Regions from separate parts of the Mus musculus genome. Here all the other regions are linked to region 3. A link is a loop called in an ENCODE intact Hi-C map of the cell type or tissue named here. Cell type or tissue: left cerebral cortex. All regions are shown on one strand.

What was found. Peaks named below come from ENCODE experiments on the same cell type or tissue, not always from the same donor. Only the 100,000 strongest peaks of a DNase experiment are listed, where the experiment ranks them.
Region 1: a loop joins it to region 3, with 4 times the contacts of the local background. A loop is called at or near these places in 13 of 42 quality-filtered maps.
Region 2: it touches region 3 in a loop (2.6-fold over the local background); 8 of 42 quality-filtered maps call a loop at or near these places.

What each region holds. Positions count from the first base shown.
Region 1 is chr5:9,068,744-9,076,743 of GRCm38, forward strand. Gm31449 (a long non-coding RNA gene) reads left to right here and starts at 4,960. Exons shown (of 5, transcript XR_868245.2): 1 at 4,960-5,194. In left cerebral cortex, CTCF peaks have their summits at 280 and 4,654 (motif pointing right); DNase peaks (open chromatin) are centred at 318 and 4,679.
Region 2 is chr5:9,263,436-9,271,435 of GRCm38, forward strand. Elapor2 (endosome-lysosome associated apoptosis and autophagy regulator family member 2) reads left to right here and starts at 2,683. Exons shown (of 22, transcript NM_172706.4): 1 at 2,683-3,021. The coding sequence starts at 2,836. In left cerebral cortex, a CTCF peak has its summit at 3,280; DNase peaks (open chromatin) are centred at 2,560, 3,369 and 4,111; H3K4me3 peaks cover 2,249 bases; H3K27ac peaks cover 1,833 bases.
Region 3 is chr5:9,423,468-9,431,467 of GRCm38, forward strand. It overlaps Elapor2 (endosome-lysosome associated apoptosis and autophagy regulator family member 2), which reads left to right. Exons shown (of 22, transcript NM_172706.4): 9 at 4,223-4,403; 10 at 4,938-5,066. Among named protein-coding and RNA genes, the nearest start is that of Mir879, 52 kb to the left of the region's middle. In left cerebral cortex, a CTCF peak has its summit at 4,295 (motif pointing left); a DNase peak (open chromatin) is centred at 4,296.

The DNA.
Region 1 (8,000 bases), 350 kb before region 3:
AATTACATCTCACTTCTCAAAAGAGACTCCATGGTGAGCAAGACAGGTACATCTCAATTTGTGGTCTTAGCTAATGTGAGAACACGGAGGTGGCAAGACAGGCAGAGGCAAGAACACAGGGGCTCTCTCAGGGGCACTTTCTGTGAAGGGCCAGCAGCCTTTGAGTTTTTGACAAGGCTAGCCACAGTGCAGAAAATTAACAACACTTCTCCTTTCAAATGAGGGTGCTTTGCTCAGTTCCTGCTCCGTATGGAACAAGCTGCCCTCTGGCACGGCCCACCTTGTGGTTGCTGGGAGCTTAGTAATCATGTCTGCCAAATTCTGGCAATTGTCCTGGTAGTTGCTGAGCTTGTGAGTCATTCCTTTTCCTCATGCTGACTCAGTGGCCAAAGCATGAGCAGTTGGGCACTTCTGCAGGATAGAACAAAACAAGGTTCAGATTTCACATCAAACCTAAACAGATAGGCTAAAGGCTGGATGTGGAAAGCAAAACTGAAAGACAGAGCAAAGTGTAACAGGGCTTCTGGGATCTTGAACCAAAAATGCTTTTTAAAAATAAAGCACATGAAGTGTAAACACTGAGGAAAAGATTAATAGATTGTGTCAAAATTAAAACTCCTGTGTATCAAAAGATGTAGGGGGCACAGAGGTCCTTGCATTCACAGAGAAGCAGTAAGAGAGCAGTTAATCACACAGGGGTTTCTCCTCAATGGAGGAGACAAAATCAAATACCTGCATTCCATCCAGAAAGCTGAGAATGGATTTTCTTAATGATCTGTTGATCTTTTTGCTATCTGTGGACACAGACCTCACCCAGTTTTTGCTACAGAGGCAGACCTCACTCAACCCCCCCAGAATGATTATCCCAGACTCTTCCCTCACTAGACCATCATAAGGGGAGATGTCACAAGTATTTTATGGCCTGCTGACCTCTGTGCTATCGGTCAGAGACCACATTAGATTCTAGCTATAGAACCCACCCTCATGGTCACATGTACTCTGTAAAGGAGCTCCTGTGTACTCACACCTTACGATTTATCGTGCCCCTGGAATTGGACTGATTGGACTGATTGTTGCCTGGAAACCTTTTCCCACGTGGTACTGTGTACAATGGACTGCTTGCCATCAGACTCCCTGAAGTCTGATCCAGGTTGACAAAGTCAATGTGCTCCAGGTCTTCATTCTCTCTGCACATTCTTCCCCCTGTCTGACACCTTCAGGGAGCCTCTCAAAAAGAAACCTTCAAAAGCTGAAAATGAAAACAGTTGTTCAGCATGCAGGCGGGCGGGGTTGACAAGTAGGAGACTGATGTGCTGAAAGCTTGCTGATTAAGTGCCATGCAGTCAGGAGGGTGTTACTGGAGTAAGCTTTGAGGTTTCAAATGCTCAAGCCAGGCCCAGGCTCTCTCTCCCTTACTGCTGCCTGCAGATTTAGAACCCTCAGTTACTTCTCCAACACCATATCTGCTTGCATGTCACTATTCTTTCCACCATGAAAATAACGGACTAAACCTCTGAAGCAATAATCTGTCCCCTGTTAGATATTTTCCTTTATAAGAGCTGTCATTGCCATAGCAATAAAACGCAGCTAAGACAAACATTCTCATGAGACAAAAGCAGAAAGACCTGGAGCTGTCAGATCTGACTGAAGTAAAGGGAGGTGTGACAGCATTAAAGTCTCATTCTCACACTTAGCAAAAGGTAGGATTCCAGCGAAGAAAAGCCACCTCCAAAGAGCTTCAGCAAGATGTTGTCTAGAAATGGGGCCGTGGTGCAGGGGACAGAGGCTTTGAAGGGCACAGAGAGGCAGATACCATGTAAATAAAGAGATTTGACTGCATATTCATATAGTTTTATAAGTTCAGGAGGCAGAGTCTCTTTTTAAACTGTTTTTTTTTTGTACAGTCAGGATAATTCCAGTGGCCAGGTTTATCACAAAGAATATTTATGTACATTTCTAGAAATTAATGTGGAACAAAATATTTCTACATGGCAGCAATTCAACTTTGTTTTTGAAAAGGTTGATTACAGAAGGTTATGTTATTAGTGCATCAACTGATACATGATATTCAGTGTCTCACAGAATCTATGTGGTGCAATTAACTAGCTTTTTGGGATAGCTTATTTTTCGTTTATTCATCACTGACTCCCAGAGATGCTTAACTGAGGAAGGGTGACTCATTCATGGCGTGAGCAGCCCCATCACATAATATGGGACAGAGACTTAATATAAACAGAAAAGAAGAGAGAAGGCAGATTAGGACCATCTTCATTGATCTCTGCTTCCTGGCTGTGGAGAGGATGTAACCAGCTCGCATGCAGCTCTCTCATGCCCCTGCTGTGAGGCCTTCCCTGCCATGAGGAACCTCAAACTATGAGCCAAACAAAAATAAGCAGATCAACACATCCTTCCTTCCTAAGTTACATATTGCCATGCTTTGGTCACAGCCATAATTTAAAAGTATGTCACCAAAGACTCAAGTAACCACTATTCTATTCCCAGCTTCTACAGTCACTGACTTTTTATGTTGTCTTTCCCATGTAATGCCGTCTGATTATATTCATGTCTTAAATGACAGAATTTCACTTTTATGGGTTAATAGTACTATGTATATAGATGTACTATTTCTTTATCTTTCCATCAGTTGAAGGCTACTTATGTTCCTTCACCTCTAATTTCCTTGGTTGTGCTAGAAACATGGAAGTGCAGATGTCTCATCAAAACATTGATTTTATTTTCTTTGGCTATATTACCCAATAGTGTGAGTGCTGGATCAAAGGAAGTTGCATTTCCTCTTTAAACACTATTGTCTATGTATGGGTGTATTGTCTGTGTGTATGGCTGTGTGCCATGTGTGTGCCAGGGGCCTTGGCAGGCCAGAAGAGAGCATCAGATTCCTTGGAACCGGAGTTACAGATGGTTGTTAACTATCATATGGATCCTGGGAATTGAACCTAGATCCATTGGAAGATCATTCAGTACTCGTTACTGCCTATCTATCGCTCTAGTCTGTTTTTCCCCTTTTGGAGCATGTCTTAGTTAGGGTTTTACTGCTGAGAACAAACACCATGACCAATGCAAGCCTTATAAAGGACAACATTTAATTGGGGTTGGCTTACAGGTTCAGAGGTTCAGTCCATTATCATCAAGGCAGGAACATGGCAGTCCTGTCATCCAGACAGTCACGGTACAGGCAGAGCTGAGAGTTCTACATCTTCATCTGAAGGCTGCTAGTGGAATATTGGCTTCCAGACAGCTAGGAGTAGGGTCTTAAAGCCCACACCCCCAGTGACACACCTACTCCAACAAGGCCACACCTACTCCAACAGTGTCACTCCCTGGGCCAAGCATACATAAACTATCACAGAGCATCTTTCATTTTTCTATAATATCTATATGAATTTGTATTAATATGCAAACAATATGCTTTGCATTTCCATAGTTCTGAAGTGTCTGTGTTATGGTTAGCATGTCTTTTGGGTTGGATATCTTTTCTAGTTTTATTTGTAGATCTTCCTATTAAATAGTTTACATTTGGGGGCTCAGTCCTGGAAATCCCTCAGAGAGAATAAACTGAACTGCTGTGATAGCAGCAACTGCACCATGGAAGATAAAGAAATACACTTAAAATCTGTTAAAACCCACAAAGATATAAGCGACGATCACAAAACACAAAATGGCAAACTAAAGTGGACTGTGCTATGACGTTAAAACGATTAGCAAAAGTATAGAAATAAAAATGGAGGAGATGAAGGGAGGGGTGAGGGAAATAGAGTGCAGGGGAGGTAGCATGAGATGAGAAGGAACAAGCGGGAAGAATGGGATAAAAGGGAAACAAGGGGAAGAGATTAGACAGGTGGGAAACAAATGCCAAAAAATTCTAGTAATATAAATTTTCTAACCCAATTAGATAAATGTGAGAAGGGAAATTACAAATCACTCCTAGATTCCCCAGTGCTCCAGGACCTTAGAGGAGCCTGACTCCTAGGTTAGAGCCCACACACACTCACTGGCACCACACCTCCCGGTCCCTGAGGACCAGCACAGAGCTCACTCCCAGCACCTTGGGACATAAATGGAGCTTGCTACTCAGGATAGAACCACATTTCCCTTCCTCGGCACTCTCTTCACAGCTGCCCGAGAACTGACATGGATGGAGCCTGTTTCCAGAGCCTTGGCACAGAGTGGCACTCATTCCCAGAGTTTTCTTTCAGGTGACATCCCCAGCGCTCTGTCACCCTAACATTCAGTACCTCATGTGGGGGTGCCCGTCAGCTTGCCCCACCTCCCAGAGTTTGTTCATATGCCTGTATCTGGTACATACATTCTGATTGTTAAATGAGGCCATATTCCCCCCAAAAGGTTTTATTTCCTTGCTTGCTTTGTTCTGTGACAAGGGCCAGCCATACTGCCCAGGGTGGCCTCAAACTCACAATCTTTTTGTGTTAAACTCCCAAGTAGCTGGGATTGCTGATGTGTCCACTGCTCCTAATTTCCTTTGAATGCCCCTGCTGCTACTTGTGTAGCACATCAGGACACAGAGTTGTTAAATATTCATGCTGCTCTTTGTAATCGGGTTTTTGTATGTGTGCCTGTGTTTCCAGAAAGCCTAAGCAGCATGGTCATTTTCTTTCACTATTTCACCTGTAGGTGGTACCCTAAAGCCTGGCTTTCTGTAAGTCTGTTGTGTTAGCACTAGAGGGTAATCCAAGCCCAGACTTGTCACAAATAATCAGTGAGCATATTACTCAGCAGGCGCTGGCACAGAACTAAAAAACTTAGTCCATCCCTGCAAGTGGGTGGTACTACAAGGCTCTTCCTGGGGCGATGATGCTTTACTCCTAACCAACGGATTGTCAGCACTGTTGGAGAATGCCTCCCTTTTGACAGCATCACAATAGAGGGAGCAACCCAGGCTCCCATGTCACAAGGGTGGCTATCAGTGCTGTGTCACTCTCTAATGTGATAGCCTACCAAGACCAGTCCAACCTGGTATTCCTACTGCTGAGATGGATTCGTGTCCCATGCTGCTATACTTGGCCACAGGGGATGCTATCTCAAGTAGAAAACTGGTGCACTGATGCCTCATGTCTTCATTTAACATGAGGGCTCTTCTAGAGACTTCATCTGCAGGAAGGCCCAGTGGTGGGGGCTGCTCCGTGCTAGGTCTCGGCAGCTGGTGATTAATTCCAAGGTAAAGACATGTGCTTGCCACCCTTTGCTCTCCCCCAGAAAATGTATCTGTCTTCACCCTGTGCTACCAGAGGTTCGGACAGTGCTTGTGAAAGCAGTCCCTAAGCCACCAAGGCTGATTCTAAACTGTGTTACACACGAATCTCTAGATGTTACTACATCTATGCTATTTTGGCTGGTGATACAATCCTAAACTTCTGTCTGTCTCACTAGGGTGAAGGTACTCACCCAGTGCTAGAGTAGCTAGCTTGTCAGTCTGGAGGCACTCACTTGTGGGTAGCCCTGCTGCTGGAGGCAGGGAAATGGAGGTAGGGAGCCTGGTGCCTGGTTCCTGTCTTTTCCTGTCACTTTTCATTCATGCCTAATTATATGGTTTGGGTTTTTGACAGTCCTTGAAACTTTGTATTTGAGGTTTCATAGAGGCCTGAATTTAAGATGTATTCCTTCCAGGTTGTATAGCTGTCTGACAGAGCCTGAGGGCACTGCCAACCAGAACCACTTTGAATTCTGGCTTTGAGAGTTTTTCATGTTCTAAACTACCTTTGTGGTAGGAAAGTAGGGCATGGGAAATGAGGCATCAAGATTTACCAATAATAATAATAATAATAATAATAATAATAATAATAATAATAATAATAATAGACTGGTTGGCAGAAATACTATTATCCTCTACCCTGGAGGGCCACATGTAAGGAACAGAACACAGACAAGAAGAGTGTGTTTTACACGAGTGTGGGAGAAAGCAAGTGCTATATAAATGATGTATGGGAGGTTGTGAAGCTGGGAGGCCACAGATTTTGAGCCTTAGACCTGTCTAATTCATTCCTATCCTTGGGAATGACATTCTTTTTATAAGTAATATGTCTCTATTTCTGTAATTACGCATGTGTCCCTCATCTACTTCTTTGTTCTGGGGACAGAAGAACCAGAGGGTATCAGAGCGTGTTCCCCTGGACTCAGACTTGTACCTAGCAAATCCTAATAATGCCCTTTGGAGGCTAAGGTCCTATCGGGAAGGCATTTTAAGACTATACATTTTTATTGGTCTTAACTTTCCTTTTCATCAGCCAACATGAAGGTTTGGAACAATCTATTTTCATTCTTTCCTTGGAGAAGCTTGATATTTCTAATTTAAATTTACAGTGGAGTTGTAGCCCTGCAGGATAACAGCTTAAGTGTAGAAGATGGGAATCTCATTTTACCCCCTTCTACCTGGATTCTGGATTCAGATCCTTCTCTGAAGCTTCATCCCTCACTATGCTCCTTCCTTTGACTGCTAACTTCATTGCATCAAGAGAAAACGCTTTATTCTTTGTGTATAATTTTTTTTTCCTCCACACACCTTCCATATGCCTGGCTCACATTGGTACCTTGTGAATATTCCCTGAATAGGAAAAGGCAAGGCCCTTTGAAACTATAGATTTATTTCAAATATGGAAATGTTCTCTTTTCTTTGAGAACATAGAAGCACCAGAGAGAAGCAAAAGGAAGAAAGAAATGCACTCAACTGTTCCTATGCAATTACCGAATTCTTGGAAACAAAAAGCAAGATGCTGCAAGGCCATTTCAAAGCAGAGGGAGTAGATCATTCGGATGTCTTTTCTCTTGTGGCTGCCAGATAATTATGCTGCAGAAGTCATTGCAGGGCTCAGATGTGGTGTGACTGTCAATCTCATTCATCTGTGCACTGGCACTAGCTCTACAGGGCTTGTGTTTGGCAGAGTGGGAGAGAAAAGATCCACAAAAGCTAAGTGAGAAATAGTCACATTTGAAAGTGATTTTACTTCTCAAGGTGATCTACTGGAGGGTGGAATACAAAAGAGCAATAAGCCCTTGAAAACCAGTTCAACTTCACCAATAATCAAGACAAAGCAAACTCTACGGCATCATTATGGTCAGACTGAATAGGCAGCCATCCTAGTCAGCGGTCTAGTGCTGTGAGGAGACACCATGATCACGGCAACTCTTATAAAGGAAAGCATTTAATTGGGGTTCGCTTACAATTTCAGAGGTTTAGTTCTTTATCCTCATGGAAGGAGCATGACAGCACACAGGCAGACATGGAGCTGGAGAGGCAGCTAAGAGTTCTACATCTGGTTCCACATGCAGCAGGAAGTAAGTACACTGGGCCAGACTTGAGCATTTGACACCCCAAAACCCACTCGCAGTGACTTCCTCCAACAGGACCATACCTTCCAACTCCTGCCAAGTAGTGACTCTTCCTAACGAAGAAGCATTCAAATATTCGAACCACCTCACCAGCTTTATGCTTTCTAACCTAACATCCAGAATTAGCTAAAATGTGGAGCATTGGTCACTAAAACACCAATGTAGAAGATTCTGCCAAGAAAGTAATTTGACAAAGTTCTTTTATATCTTAAAAAGGTATACCTTATCCTGATGGTTAATGATTGGCTACAGGATCTAAAATCTCTAAAAAGACAAGCATATGAATGTGTCTGTGAAGGATCATCTACATTTAGTTAACCAAGGTTGGGGAGACCCACTGTAGATGTGGGTGTGACTGTTCTGTGGGCTGGAGTTCTAGACCAAACAAAACGGAAAGTAAGCTCAGGAAAAGTCGTCATCGTTCTTTGCTTCTTGAGTGTGGATGGATATGACCTGAAACTCCTGTCATACATCCTGCTTTCCCCATGATGAGGGACTTCCATCTGAACTATGATAAACCCTTTGTCCTCAGGTTGCGTTGATCAGGTATTTTATCACAGCAATAAGGAAAGTGAAAGGCAATTCCACTTGTACAAGTAGATTTAATAAAGTCATTTTTCCCATATTTGCTACAAATA
Region 2 (8,000 bases), 160 kb before region 3:
TTTCATTTTCCCTTAGTTTTAGATATTTAAGTTTCATTTACCTTTTTTTTTTTTGTTTTACAAATAACATTGATGAAGTGTTGGTCTTGACATTTTTATGTGCGCATTTGATCCCTCTCCCATGGCTGAATTGTTTGACAAAAAAAGAACACAGAGAATGCAAATGATACATAATGGCTATAATAAGACTACAATAATTATGGAGAATGTGAAAACAAATACTGTAAAAAAAAAAGAAGAAGAAAGGAAAGCAAACAGCTGTCTTGCTATTAGTTTATTAGAAAACCTCTGCCAACAGCTTTGGTTTTGTTTTAACCAGGCTTCTTCAATAAACCCACCCCAACTGCACACCCTACTCTCTCCTGCCACACCTGGAGACCAGCTACTTAAGGTGAGTCTCCAGGTTTTAAACATTGATAAAGTATCATTGCACTTCCTTAAGTCTCTTAGTATTCTCTGAAAATACAACTTTAATATCAGTATAGTTTTACCACAGGAAGGAGCATAACTTACTTAACTATCCCCCTTTTGGGGGCACTTAGGCTATTTAATTTTTAATTAAACAACAGTGAATGTAAAATCTTGCTCTCCTTAATCACTAGTTCTTAGATGGCTAGAATTAAAAATGACCAGAAAGACAGAAAGAACATGAAGTTGGGTGGGTAGTGAGGTGGGGAGGATCTGGAAGGAGTTAGGGAAGGGAAAAATATCAATATATAGTGTATGAAAAAATTAAATAAAAATTTAAAAAGCTAAAGGCGTACTCATACTTTGATAACTCTAATTAAGTTTATTCTTTGGCAATTTCAAATATGTTTATAATGTGCTGTGGTGCCTCCCACTTTTCCCTCCCTTATCTTCCTCCCATTCCTGTTTTCCCGGACAGGTCCCTTTCTACACTCAATGCTTGCTTTTTTGTTCTGTCTTGTCACCACCTGAGCATAACCAGGGACATCTGTGTGAATGTGGGTTGGTAGCTCACACATTCACCTGGTGGGCTCACTTCTGGGGACACAAGTGAACGCAATAACTGTCCCTCCTCCAGAATTCATCAGTAGTCAATAGTTCATGAAGGAGAGCTACAGTCCCCTGGGACCCATGATTTCCTGTTAACAGCCCAGTGCACTGGGCGTGGCTGATGTGAATTCAGGACTGTGAAGGCTATGTGGTACTTAGAGATAGCCTGAGGCAGCCCTCCTCTTTATCTTCCTTCTGGCTCTTATATTTGTTTGGTCTCCTCTTCCATCATGTTCCCTGACTGAGTAAAAATATTTTAGTATGCTGTCAAATTGTTTTCAAGAATATCCGTGTTCCGGAGTGCATAATCCACACGCACATTTTCTAGAATTGTTCTCATTCCGAGGTTCATATAGAAACACTTTTATAATATTTCATTCCGCTTACATAAAATTTATGTTTCAAACATTCGCTACTTGAATTCATACTTACTAACATTTTTGTGCTTAGAGGATTTAAATTTTTTGGTCATTTAATATTGCAATCTGGTTTACTTGCAAGAAGAAAAATCTATGTAGAACGTATGCCTGTAGCTGTGGTGCTGTTGATGTAGTTCTGTGACTGTTGTGTGTTACTGAAGTTCACCTCTGATGTACCCTGCACAAAAGAAAAGCAATGTATACTTAGTAACTCTAAGCTGTTTAATCCTTTAAGAGGAAATTATTAATTGAGAGTTACAAAGAATGCTATTTAGGCAAATCTGTACTTTAATCTACTTATGTTGAATAAAATGGGCTTTGTTTTAATAAAGAAAGTGTTTTTAATTCATAGACATATGGTTAATTGTTGACAAAGATAATATAAATTTGGCTCACATAAATTCTTGGTGGATTAAAGAATAAAAAAACAAACAAAGGAAATAAAAACCGAAGCGATAACAGAGCCACCTACCTGTTTGGCTACTCCTAAACTGTAAGTGGAAGAAAACCGAAAGGAAATGTATATATATTTGAGTGAACGTAGCTGCTGCAGACATATTCAGGTCCATTTATATTTAGTGTGTCAGTTGGGTCAGAGGATCCTTGAGCTCCTCCCATTGACATATCACCCTTCACTGCCTAGTGTGTGCGTGTGGGTCACATAAAATAGACCACCACTGCAGCTTTTGTACAGGATAAATGCTTTCCCAGAAGCAAAAAGGTTTGTTCGCCAAAAGCTACACATCTGTATGAAATAATACCTAAATCAGCAGGAAGTAGGTTTGGTACCACCACTTTTTTCCCATCTACTGTGAGGCAGGCACCCTTCCAAGAGCTTTGTGCACATCAACTTAATTAACCCGCATGGCGACCTCACGTGGTGGCTACTGTTATCATTTTCATTAAATAGATGAGATAACCGAGCTCAATACTACAAACCTCAGGCCTCTTTCCTCTCTGCCATTTCAGCAAACCCTAATCTTGTAGAAATTCATTCTGAGGCGTGGATCCTTATAAGAGATATCCCTAGGGTGTCGACAGGGGTCTAGAGAGGAGCGACACTCCGGAGTCTCTGGTCTCTCTGAATCCCTCAATCTTGTCACAAGGCTCCTGCGCGGTTGGCAGCGCCACCGCTCCACGCGTGCTGGGCTGGGCCTCAGCCGCAGCCCGCGCCACCTGCTCCCGGCTCCCGCGTCCCCGCCCCACGTCCCGCCCCCGCGCCGCGCCCGCGTCCCACGGTCCCTCCCTCTGGCGTGACGGGAGCTCGGGCGCCGGCTGCCCGCGCTGCGAGCGGCCGAGCTGTAAGCGTGCAGATCAGCCCAGTTGAGCTGAGCCCAGAGGAGGCAAGAGCACGGTCCTCGCTTCCCAGACTCCTCGCCGGAGTCCATTCAGTGCCGGGATGCTGCTGCTCACCCTGCGGCGGGCGAAAGGCAGGGATCGGGGGCGACCGGCCGGGGGTCCCCGCCGCGCGCTCTCGCTGCCCTGGAGCCCCGCCTGGATTTGCTGCTGGGCGCTCGCAGGCTGCCAGGCAGTTTGGGCTGGAGACTCGTCCTCCTCTGGCCGCCCGCTTCCTGCGTGCCAAGAGGTGAGCAGCACCGGGTCCCCACTTGGAGTTTGAGGCGGGGTGTGGGGTGGGGCGATCTCGGGGACCTGGGCTCAGAGTGACCATCACCTTTTTCGGGTTTGGAGGACAGGGGCGTTCGTTTTGCCCAGGGATGAAGTTGCTCGCCCCTGCTAGCTGGCTAGGAGCGGGTGTAGAGGCTTTCTGTCTTTCTGGTGGTGTATTTCTCTCCGTGCTGGTGTTTGGGGGTTTCTGAAGGACTTTGCTGCGCCCCCTTTGGAGAGCCAGGTCTCAGGACCTGGGTTTGAGAAAGAAATTTCAGGAAGGGGAGGAGACTGGGGAAGCCCTGCCCCATAGGATTTAGAAAACTAAGGCTTTATAGCTTTTGAGAGACCTAGATACTCACCCTCCCTCTCCTGATTTCTCTGCTCCCCAGTCTCCACAAATGCTTTCATCCAATTCTCAAGCTCTCAGCTTTCAAATACAGAACAGTGTGGTCTCTTGACATTCTGGCAAGACATGGATGTGAAGAAGGCAGAGAAGAAAGTACTTAGGAAAGAGGCGGGTTGGTGATGTAGAAAATTAGAATGGGCAAAGCAAATATGTTCCTTTGGGGAGGTTCTTCACCTGGTTGAAGTCCTGTAGCTGAGTACTTTACAGTTTAAGATCACTGCTGCTTTATAGCCAAGAAGGGTACATTCTGGGTGATTAGATCTTTCTCCTGCTTTTGGGAAAAACGAGACTTACTGTGCCAACAATTTCTAGAGGGTGTCACTGGAAGTTGCTTTGTGTGTTTACCTTTGCCTTTCATGCTCCAGAAAGTGCCTTCTTTTAATGAAAATCAATGAGGGGAAGGAAGTAACATTTCTGACCTACTTTGAGTGATTCTGTTGGAGAAGAGGTGAGGCACACACGCTGTTTTAAGGAAGATTGCTAGGAATCAGGGTGACAGGTTCTTTATAGGTATCCAGCAAAAATAGGTTAGCCATTAGCTTCTTTTGAGAAGAACGGCAAGATTCTGTTTCTGTGCTTGCTGGAACCACTTCGGAATGAGAGTATCCTCCTTTTAGACACCATCCATCATCCCTGGGTTTTCATCTTCTTCTCTTACAATACATGCCCCAGGGCAGCCCACAATGATGGAAAGTCAGATGGCAAGCTTGGGTGTGAATATGCAGCTGTACTGTAGCTAGTGAATCGGGGCAAAGTCTTGGCAAACAAACAGCTGTGCATAATTTCAGCTTGTGCTAGTATTGGTTCGATATGTATCCTGCCACTTGTCACCTGGGAATAAACCAGTGTATGGGGTTCTATAGAATTCAACTTTTTGGACATCCACAACTGTTGTGGCAAGATAAGCTTTATTGTCCAGTTGCCCAGACACAGTTTATAGCACACGTTTCTTTAACGAAGTGAAGTTCCAAGTTCCTTGCAACACTAATTCTTAGTAGTGAAGAATTGAAGACTATTTTTGAAGTAGAAAGGTCAAGGCCACTAGAAGAGATGCATATATATATATATATATACATATACGTATATATATGTATATATATTTATACATACATATATATATACATATATACATATATATATATATATATATATATATATATATTCATTCTCTTAACCCAAGCTGGGTTCAAACTCCTTATGTAGCTGGTGATGGGTAATGAGTTTCTTATCCTCCTGCCTCCATACCCCAGTTGCTAGGATTACAGATAGAGGTCACCACATCCAGTTTATATAGTGGTGTGGATGAAACCTAGGGCCCCTTTTATTCTAAGCAAGCACTCTACCAACTGAGCTACATCCCTATTTCTAGACTATAATCATACAGAACTGAGGCATGGGGGTGACAGAATGTACAAGAAGGCGATGCTCATCCCAATTCCAGCCTTTCATCGACTTGGTTTTAGAAATTGTATGTGATCCACGCTTTTAGATCTTAATTTTGATTTTTTTCCCTTTAAAAATGAAAGAAGATAAAATCTATAGGAGGATGCTCCTGAGTCAGCCTCTGGCTAGTTTGTTTCTAGAACCAGTAATACACAGATCTACGTATGTTCTCCCTGCAGACTGTAGGCACTGTGGGTTAGAGACTCCACTGGAAAGAGAAGAGGCCTCCCACGGGCATAAGCATAAGCTGATTGTCCATACCCAGGCTAGTCAGCTGAGCTAATTTGTATTCTTGATCATTGTTTCAATCTACCATTATTTTGAAGAGGAAAATGAGGGGGTAAATGATTCTCAGGCTTTGCGGGTAAGGACTTCCTGTTCTGGGCATGTGAGGATATAGGGGATCCATCTTGAGCTTAGCAAGTTCCTCTGAGAGATAGCTATTGGACTATGATAATAAGGAGAATAAAGCAGCCATTTCTTGTCTATTATGATGGTTTAACCACTTGTTTTCATGTCCATATTACAGAGGGACTGGTACTTGCCTCCTTAGTGCTTGGAGTCACGATGGTCTACTCAGTCCTGGGTTTTCTTAACATTAAAGGGAGTCATTGCTGAACACAAGGACAGCAGCCCTGTGAGGTTCAGAGAGATCAAGAACAGCTAAGATCCGGGCCTTTAAGGCTGAAAACTAAAGCCAGGTCTTAATAACATGAATGTTATTAAGAGGGTATGGAAAAATTTGCAGGGTACTCTAAATCTCAACCTTCTATCAACATTTTTATAAAATAAGCCATGTTGTTACAAAGACTGATTTCTTTCCTTGCTTACTTGAAAAAGGAAAGAAAAGACCATGTAGAAAATTGGCCTGGGAGGCACCTTATAATGATTGCCTGAGATGAGACAGAGGGCCCTCCAAAAATATAATTGGGCTGTGGGTAGAAGTTTCACCTTAGATTTGTGGCAAATTGGACTCTGGAGTGAGGCTCTAAGAACAGGGCTATTAGAGTTTTTGGATGATGGAGGGGAGGTGAAATGATTGCTTTTGGAAGTTCAGCTGGGGACCAAATCAGCGGGTGGAAGTGCAAGCACAAACAGGAAGGGGCAGTCTGGGAGAGGGAAATAAAAATCAAGTCCATGAGCCATAGATACAGGGCGAGGATAGGATGCGATGGATGTTCCTAAGTGGAATCTGGACACTAGACCTGTATGGTGTTATTTGGGGTTTTGTATGGGGAAGGAAACACTTTCTGGGGTTTCATGTGTTTGTTTTGCACTTGTCAACTGACTCTAATCAATAACCTATTTCAGTATTAGGACATGTAATGTAGTACAGGAAAAATTGTATCAGTGTGAGAATTGTTTATTGCTAGATTAGTGCAGCTCAATGCTAATATTTCAGGAAGAATCTAGGGGGAGACTTCAAAGGCTCAGGCTCATAGCCTAGGCCAGCACCTGTGAATTTGAGTGGGATTTTTGACTAATTGACTAATTGGACCTATTAGGACAGCCAGAGGAAAAAAGTATCCAGGCCAACAGATGACTCAGAGTTGCAATGGAGATATTAAAAGGGAGCTCGTGAGAACAGAAAAAGAACAGAACTAAGTGGATTATGTATATGTTATTTAATTTGATAATTGCAACCAGAAGATCCTTGCTTGAGTGCTCTAAAAGCTGCACAATGTGATTCTACTGGTCTCCGAATTTTTAGTGAACGATGACTTTGGCTAACAGTTTTTATTCTACCAACATTTAGTGAGTTTATATTAGTTGCAGGCACAATATCATGATAAATATTACAAAATAAATATAAAGATATATGTAAGTAAGGATCAGGCAGATATGTAAAAAAGCAGTTGTAAGTAAGAGCTTTGTTGCCAAAAGAGAGACAAATGGCCCCTGAGCCCACAGGGAGGATTGGAAAAAGCACTGCCAAAGAGGTGAAGGGGGCTTGAAAGGTGAGCAGGAATTTGCCAAGATGGTAAGAGTCAGACGTGACCTCACCATGGCTCCCTTGAGGGAAAGGCATTTCAGGTGTAGAGCACAGATAATCACCCTTAAATGCTAAAACTAACTATAATTACAAATTTCAATTAGTGACTTTTTGTATTAGAATGACTTCATAAACAGTTTTTAGCAGAAGATGGCCTAGTCGGCCATCACTGGGAAGAGAGGCCCCTTGGTCTTGCAAACTTTATATGCCCCAGTATAGGGGAATGCCAGGGCCAAGAAGCAGGAGTGGGTAGGTAGGGGAGCAGGGCGGAGGGAGGGTATAGGGAACTTTTGGGATAGCATTTGAAATGTATATAAAGAAAATATCTAATAAAAAAATTTTAAAAAGACATTAAAAAAAAAGAACAAGGATTGTGTATATTAGTAAAAAAAAAGTGGTGGGAATGTAAAGCTGTATTGTGTCATAATTGGGTACAGCTGAAATACAGTGAGCAGCAAGATGCTTAATGGGAAGTGGATCTGAGAGGCACAGGAGCCTGGTCATGAAGGGTCTTAGGTCATGCTATCATGGTCTTCATTTAATAGGCAGCCAGGAGCAAGAGAAGAATTTAAATATTTATTTGGCAGTAAGGTGGAGGCCAGATTGGAAGAGTGCGACATGGAAAGAGGTGAGACCTCCCTGGAGGGGGGCAGTAACAGTTGTGGAGAAGGAAGGCATCAGGTCAGGGGTAGCTATGGAAGTGGAAAAAACAGGTGATTATGTTCTGGTGGCTGTGCCAGGGTAAGTCTACCAGAATCACGTGGGTTGGGTTGATATTAACTAGCAGGTGAGGTAGGAGTTATAGGATAGGATAGTGATAAGCCTTCCAGGATTTGGGAAGTGCTTGACATGTCCAAGCTTATGTAACCCAGAAAACAAGTAAATGAGGCTCTGGTCAAGTGCCCTGGGGGATGTCACATTGTCACCGAAGGAGATAGGACAGCTGTGTTTTCACACAGTTATCATAATGACTCCTGCTCGTTGTGCCTCTGGAGGTGAATTTTCCACTTCAAGTTCTCATGCTCAGAACCATTTTCCATGTTTTAGGCAAATGTCAGCAAGTATTCACACCGTCAATATTTACAATGTAAAACCCAGTGTTGATAGATCTGTG
Region 3 (8,000 bases):
GAGGTTGTCAGTGGCCCTACGATAATGCCATGTGAGGCTACTTTAATTTAGAACATACACATAGAGAGTTGCCGCTAAAAGTGCAATAAAAAGTATTGTGTAATACCTTTAACATAAACCTTTCTTAGCTAAACTTGCCTAACTTATTGTTAAAAGTGAATTTAATTTATTCTATGTAATCACAATTAATTCAGTATTACTGAAGAATGAATGAATGAGATCTATTAATGCATTATATCTGAACAACATGAAAATATATTAAAATCATATTTGTTACATTGCTGAGTGATTTAGTGTATCAGTGAGTATAATGCCAGTGACCAGTTTGATAATATCTGGCTGACATGGCCTAATAGAATTAAGGTCATTCATATTCAAATATAATTTAGAATACACACACACACACACATACACACACAGCACTCACTTACAAGCATGCTGAATGCATATATATATATACATGAAATGTTTTTCATATAAGTCAGAGAATCTTTCATATAAGTCAAGAATAGATTCTTGGTATAGAAGAAAATAATGTGTCCATGTTTCATAAATTCAGTTCACTCCTTTTTAAAATTATTGACTATTTTATTTATTTACATTTCAAATGTTATCTCCCTTCCTGTTTTCCCTGCAAACCCCATCCTACCCTTCTTCCCCTGCTTCTATGAGGGTGCTTACCCACATACCCAGCCACCCACTCCCGACTCACTGCCCTAGAATTCCCCTATGCTTGGGCATTGATCCTTTGCAAGACCAAGGGTCTCCCCTCCCACTGATAACAGATAAGGCAATCCTCTGCTACATATGCGGTTGGAGCCACGGGTCCCTTGATGTGTACTTTTTAGTTGGTGGTTTAGTCCCCTGGGAGCTTGGGGGTGGGGGTGGGGCAGGTCCTGATTGGTTGATAGTGTTGTTCTTAAAGACAAAGTCTCACTACATAGCTTGGGCTGGCCTAGAACTCTGTGTAGAGCATGCTGGCCTTGAGCTCACAGAGATCCACTTTTAATGTTTAACCTAAATGATCATGAATATTGTAGCTCTTCTGTAATCTTTACACTAGTCTGGTAAAACTCTGTTGAGAGGGGTTTGGTTTCATAAAACCATTTCATGTTTGCATCTCACTTTCTGCAGAATGAGCTGGTTGTTGGTGTCTCACCTGCACTGTGAGCCATCTGGTTCTAAGCATCATTAATATTAATTAGCATCTTTCCCTGTCAGCTACACTAGGAAACATATGTCTCTGTTGGAAAGACAGAGAAGCAGTTTGCCGTGTGTGGCAGGAAGGTTTGTAAGGAACATGGATCATAGAGAACTTGTACCTTGATTTCTCCATGTTAAAATGTTCACAGTGTATTTTAACTTCTAAACGTCTTCTTTGCTTACATTGGAAGAAACTGGTTATTTGGCTTCTCAGATATATTTGCATATTGTATTGTTTTCAGTCTCATCAGAATGACCCTCCTTTAATGGTGCTGTTTGCATCTCTTGGGCAAGTTGTTTAATAGCTGTAATCTGGGGCTGGGGAGATAGCTTAGTTAGTAAAGTGCTTACCTTGAAAATTGTACAGCATAAGTTCAGTCTCCAATACCCATGTAAGGAGCCTGGTGTGGCAGCATGTGTTTGTAATTCTAGGGATGGGGACATAAAGCCAGATCCCAGAATTTGCTGGCCAGCCAACAGCCTAGCCTAATTGTAGAGCTCCAGGTCAGTGAGAGACTGTATCAGGGTAAAAGCAAAACAAGGTGGATGGAATCAAAAGAATGATGCTCAAGGTTGTCATCTGGCCTATCCACGCGTGCATAACTTTAATGTGCAAACCCAGGTTTCCTTGTTTGCGAACCTGGGGACAATAGTGTCCTGAAAAGGCTGGGAAGATTCTTTTCTGACATGGAATCTTTTCTGTTCTTGTGTAGAAACAAAATTTCCCCAAATGTAGCTGCTCATACATTTCTATGAATGTGAGTCAGAAAATTAATGAACTTACTAGGATCTCAAAAAAAATTTTTTTAACTTGTTAACTTAAACTGAAGACTTAAAGTCAATGTCTCTCCTATAATTATTTGTTTAGATTCTCTGAATTTTATGCTGCCTTTCTTGAGGGGTAGTTGAGGGCATTTTATTGATATAGTATCTAATTTGATGTTTTTAGCTACTTAGGAGGAGTTAGCTGGAGTGGCCATTGTTTTATAGATGGTCAGAGAGGCGGAGCCATAAAGTAGAGCATTAAAGCATGTCATGACATGGACCATAAAATGAATATGGAAAGGGATCTATAAAAAGAAAATAATACTACTTATCATTCTAATGAGACATCCATTTTCTTAGCATCCTTCTTCATACCAGATAGTGTATCTTCCACAAGCATATTTAAGGCTTCAGTTGAGTGGCATTGAATGTCTGTTTTGTACAGTTCTTACTGACTAGAAACAGAGGTGAAGGACTGCCTGTGTTTCCTGTTCTCCAGCTGCAACAGACTTCTTGTTGCAGAAGTTGTTTTAAAGGACAAACAATACTTTCAAAAGTTTATTGGATGAAAAGAACAGTTACTGTCTCTTCTAAAAACCTCTATGTAGCTCTAATATTGGTTGTTATATTTTTGCTGGAATACTCCACCTACCAGTGTTCACATTCCAGTTTTGTTTTAGGACAACTAACCTATCTATTATTCTGCTTTTTAACTAAGAATAACTAATTTTAGCATGGCCAGCTTTTGGGGTGTAGTTGAGTTACCACATTTTTTAAATTCTGTTTTGTGTAAAGTAGGATAATGAGAAGGGCTGTGATTGAGTGCTCTCCTGGAGAGCAGAAGGGTGTATTTTTCCTGATGCTCAGAGCACATAGAGAAGGCCATAAGAGTTTCTGGAGAGAATAGTTTAGCTACAATCCTTTTTTTTTTTCTTGGTTAATTTTTTTTTATTAGCTACAATTCTTATTATTGAAAAAGACTTGGGAACTACTAATACTTATGAATCATTAGGATTGTACATAAAGTTTCATCTCTTCTTTTTGAAAAAATAATATTTTTCTTTGATGATTACTCCATGCAAAGTGTGATAAGAAAGGCTGTGGCGGGTGTCAAGGAAGGGAGCAGTGGAGCTAGCCAGTAAGCAAGCAACATATTGCTGGCTACACACGGAAGTGAGCAGACGCAGGGGCAGCATTTGTTTGCTGTTATTTTTGAGATCATAAAATAACTGCATCATTTCTCCCTTTCCTTTCCCCCTCCAAACCTCACCTCAAATACCTCTCCTCACTCATATTCGCTTGCTCGTTTTAATTCTTTGTTTGTGTAAATCACACACACACACACACACACACACACACACACACACACACACACACACACACCTGCATGGTCTGGTCTGTATATTGTTGTTCATATGCATGTGTTCAGAGGTGAGCACCTGGCAGTTGTTTACACCTTAAGGAGGGATTTGTGATAAGAAGCATGCTGTCTGTATTGTAAGGGTTCTTACTGCTTAGGTTCAAAGCTAGCGCAATGTATTGATTGTTTCCAGGGACGAGCGAGCTGGCTCACTTGGTAGAGTGCTTACCACACAAGCATGGTTGTCTAGAACTCACATTAAAAAAATGAATGTAGTACCCCACTCCTGTATTCCCGGAACTGGGGAAGTAGAGACAGGAGGACCAGTGGGACTGGCTGGCCAGCCAGTCTAGCTGAATCAATAAGCTTTAGGTCTAGTGAGAATCTGATTCCCAAAATAACCTGGAGTCACTTGAGAGATGGCTCATCTAGTAAAGTCATTTACTACGAAGCACCCTACAAGGTGCAAAGAAAAAACCATCTCCTGCAGGTCCTAGTCCCTCCCTCCTTCTCCACCTACACACACACACACACACACACACACACACACACACACACACACACACACATTTACACACTTCCTCTCTCACATTAAACGAAGTTGGGTAGCAGTTATGAAAGACATCTTCATATGTGCATGTGCATGCACACACACACACATACACACATAATGGTTATTTTCCTACCTATTTTTCTCCATATTGTATTAATGAAAGTTATCTCTTTTTCTCTCATTGTTTTCTCACTGTTTAGATTCTCTCAGCCCTCTCTTCTGTTCTCCACTGTTGATAATTCTTTAGCTTGTCAATTTAGCATCTTTGTCATAAAGATATTGCATGATTTACTTTTAGTTTTAATTTTAAAAGCTCTCTCTCTCTTTTATTTTTTTCTCAGACACAGATAATGTACAAGTGGATAGAGCCAAAAATCTGCAGGGAGGATCTCACAGATGCTATTAGGCTGCCCCCTTCTGGAGAGAAGAAGGATTGTCCTCCTTGCAACCCAGGATTCTATAACAATGGATCGTCTTCTTGCCATCCCTGCCCTCCGGGGACGTTTTCAGATGGAACAAAGGGTAGGGTGTCTATCATGAATTGCACGATCAGTAAAACATTCCTGATAGACTTGCGATCTTGTTCTCTAGTGCTTTTTTTGAAAAGTTTTTAGAAGACACATTTCTTATTTTGTCAAAATGAAGAGGTATTGAGAAATGTTGATAATGGGACTCTTAGGCCATGGTGACTTATCTGACGAGGACAGTCTTACTGGTGTTTTGTGTGTATGGCCGTCTCCTTTAACAATAATACATTTTAGTCTCTGAAAGTCAACCCTATCCTATTGGGTAACCGTGGATAACCACTCACTCACCAAGTTAAGCATAATATGAAGCACTGTACAAACAAAACCACCAAATATGTACACGTGCATCCGTACTGTATCTAGAAAAATTTTCCAGATCCATTTTGAAAAAATTGCTAAGGGAATTGGTGGTCATGTAACATCTGTCCCTCATATTTGTCTGGTAGTTTTAGTGCAGAGGTGCTTGGTTCCGAGAAAGCTGTTCAGATGCAGCCTAATGTGATTGCATATACTCACTCATCTTCTGCAGAATGCAAGTCATGTCCGGCCGGAACAGAGCCAGCACTTGGGTTTGAATATAAATGGTGGAATGTCCTCCCTGCCAACATGAAAACTTCCTGCTTCAATGTTGGGAATTCCAAGTGCGATGGAATGAACGGTGAGCTTGGATTCTACATTAACTGTTGTGGCAGCGAAGACACCACTCATTTTTAGCTTTTTAGACATACCAGACATATTTGTGAGGAACTTGGTCTTACTTGGCTGGGTGTTCATCTTCCAGCCCTTATATAAAACTCAAGCAACCAATCAGATGCCTTTCCTAAAGTAATCACAACCACAGTGCTTCTCCCCTTTCCCTGGCTCCACTTCCTTTAGTTTCAGCTTTCCATAGTCAATAGCCGTTTATAAATACCAATTAGAAAATTACAGAAACAAATACTTTACATTTTAAATGGTCAAGTGTTCTTAATAGCCAACGGAACCTCATGCCATATTCTTTTTCCTTTCAAGCCTAGGATGTGAATGACTCCTTTGTGTGGTTACATCTGCTTCCTGTCCATTAGTGACTTAGTAGCCATTTTGGTTTTTAGATTCAGTGCTCAGGTTTCACAATATCTGCGTTTAAATAACTCTCTCAATAATAACTTCAAACCACAAACACACAAAAAGAACATGCCAAAGAAAATCCATCAAGCCCTGGCTCCCTCCCTCCCTCCCTCCCTCCCTCCCTCCCTCCCTCCCTCCCTTCTACCCTTTCAGCTGAAAATGCAAAAGTTCTCAACTCAATAAAGAGCGAGCATAAATTGTACACTGAAGTTGCTAAAATCCATGGTAAGGAAAAGCTTTTAGCCATTAAGTTGTGAAGAGGGAAACATGACTTCTGTGCCAGCGTTACTCTCGCACCTCAAAATGGCAGGAATTAAATGGTGGTAAGTGCTAAGATAGGAAAGGTATAAAGTGGTAGGGCTTGGTGTATCCTCTGTGGGGTCTCAGAGCTTATTTCCCGAGGATGGATGCTGCGTGAGAGGCTGGAAGGGGACAGGCTGGTGTATTAACCTGGTGTTTTATGTAGTCACTTTTCAAGTAGATATTGAACTTCATGTTTAAAGTCACAAACACCAGAAGAGATGTCCCAAGGAGGGCGACAATACCTTAAATCATTTGGAGCAATAAGTTACTAAATTCTTTTGGTTTGGCTCAGTACTGGGTTAAGCATGGTAAAGGGTGAAAGATTTCAAATTCTGATTTTCAGTGAAGTCCCTCACTATGTTCTTAAGATGCCATTAAATCCCACTTACTGAAGCCTTGCAGCAGAGTTCTACAGGACAGTTGCTAACATTCTTTCAACTCTCCTTGTTGGTCATACTCATTTTGAAATCTGAAATGTTGCTGTTTGCCAGGCATTCTAAAGAACAAGAGTAAACAATGTAAAAAGGAGTAAACAACGGAGTCCATCCATCCCCTTGTCAGCTCACCATCATTTCCATCAGCTTACTTTTCTCCATCTTACATTTGATCCTTGTCTCTAGGTTTACATAAACAGTTTTAAAATTGCATGCTTTGAATCAGTATCTCTTTAAAACAGATTTGGGACATAGGATATGAAAGTTCACGTGAGTGTAGAGATCAATGGAAAAAAATGGAGGCTTGAAAAGTTTTGAGTCAACAGGTGAGTGAAAGACCAAGATGTGATATATATTAAATAGGAAGTGTTCTTTATTGAAGGTAGCAGAAGGAAAGGTAGACAGGACAAAGGAGGATGTGCACTTGTTTAGAAATGTTTCTTTGGAGCAAATCCAGTCTGCGCAGCTCAAGTCACATGAGTTGGCAGTGGCAGGTTGATCCACTCATAAACACCATTCGCAAATCAGCAGTGACAGGCTGATCCAGAAGGAACTACAAGACACTCCCAATCAGCTTGAGTCCACAGAAGCAGCAAGAAGCCACTGGAGCACCACCAGAAGTTTTTGGTGTGTTTCTCTGTATGAAGTCATGACAAAAGATGACTAGCAAAGAATCGCAAGGTGTACCAATACTATCTAGTGCTGTCCACTGTCCGTTGGGCTATATTTATCCTTCCCAAACATGTGCTTTTTCAAATATGGGCTCTCCCAAAACACCACATGCCCTTTTTCCAGGCTGTCTACAGAAAAACACCACGTGTCTGTTCTTAGTAAAATGTTCTCCCATGTGTCTGCTTCAGCATAAACCTCCTCTCAAAAGACAGTTTCCACTTAGACTTGAACTTTGTACAAGGAGATAAGAATGGGTCAATTTGAATTCTTCTACATGATAACCGCCAGTTGTGCCAGCATGATTTGTTGAAAACCAGAGACACTGAAATTAATAGAGGAGAAAGTGGGGAAAAGCCTCGAAGATATGGGCACAAGGGAAAAATTCCTAAACAGAACAGCAATGGCTTGTGCTGTAAGCTCAAGAATTGACAAATGGGACCTCATAAAATTGCAAAGCTTCTGTAAGGCAAAAGACATTGTCAATAAGACAAAAAGGTCACCAATAGATTGGGAAAGGATTTTTACCAATCCTAAATCTGATAGGGGACTAATATCCAATATATACAAAGAGCTCAAGAAGCTGGGCTCCAGAAATTCAAATAACCCCATTAAAAATGGGTTACAGAACTAAATAAAGAATTTTCAACTGAGGAATACCAAATGGCTGAGAAGCACCTGAAAAAATGTTTAAAACATCCTTAATCATCAGGGAAATGCAAATCAAAACAACCCTGAGATTCCACCTCACACCAGTCAGAATGGCTAAGATCAAAAACTCAGGTGACAGCAGATGCTGGCGAGGATGTGGAGAAAGAAGAACACTCCTCCATTGCTGGTGGGATTGCAAGCTTGTACAACCACTCTGGAAGTCAGTCTGGTGGTTCCTCAGAAAGTTGGACATAATACTACTGGAAGATCCAGCAATACCTCTCCTGGGCATATACCCAGAAGATGTTCCAACTGGTAATAAGAATACATGCTCCACTAAGTTCATAGCAGCCTTATTTATAATAGCCAGAAGCTGGAAAGAACCCAGATGTCCCTCAACAGAGGAATGGATACAGAAAATATGGCAC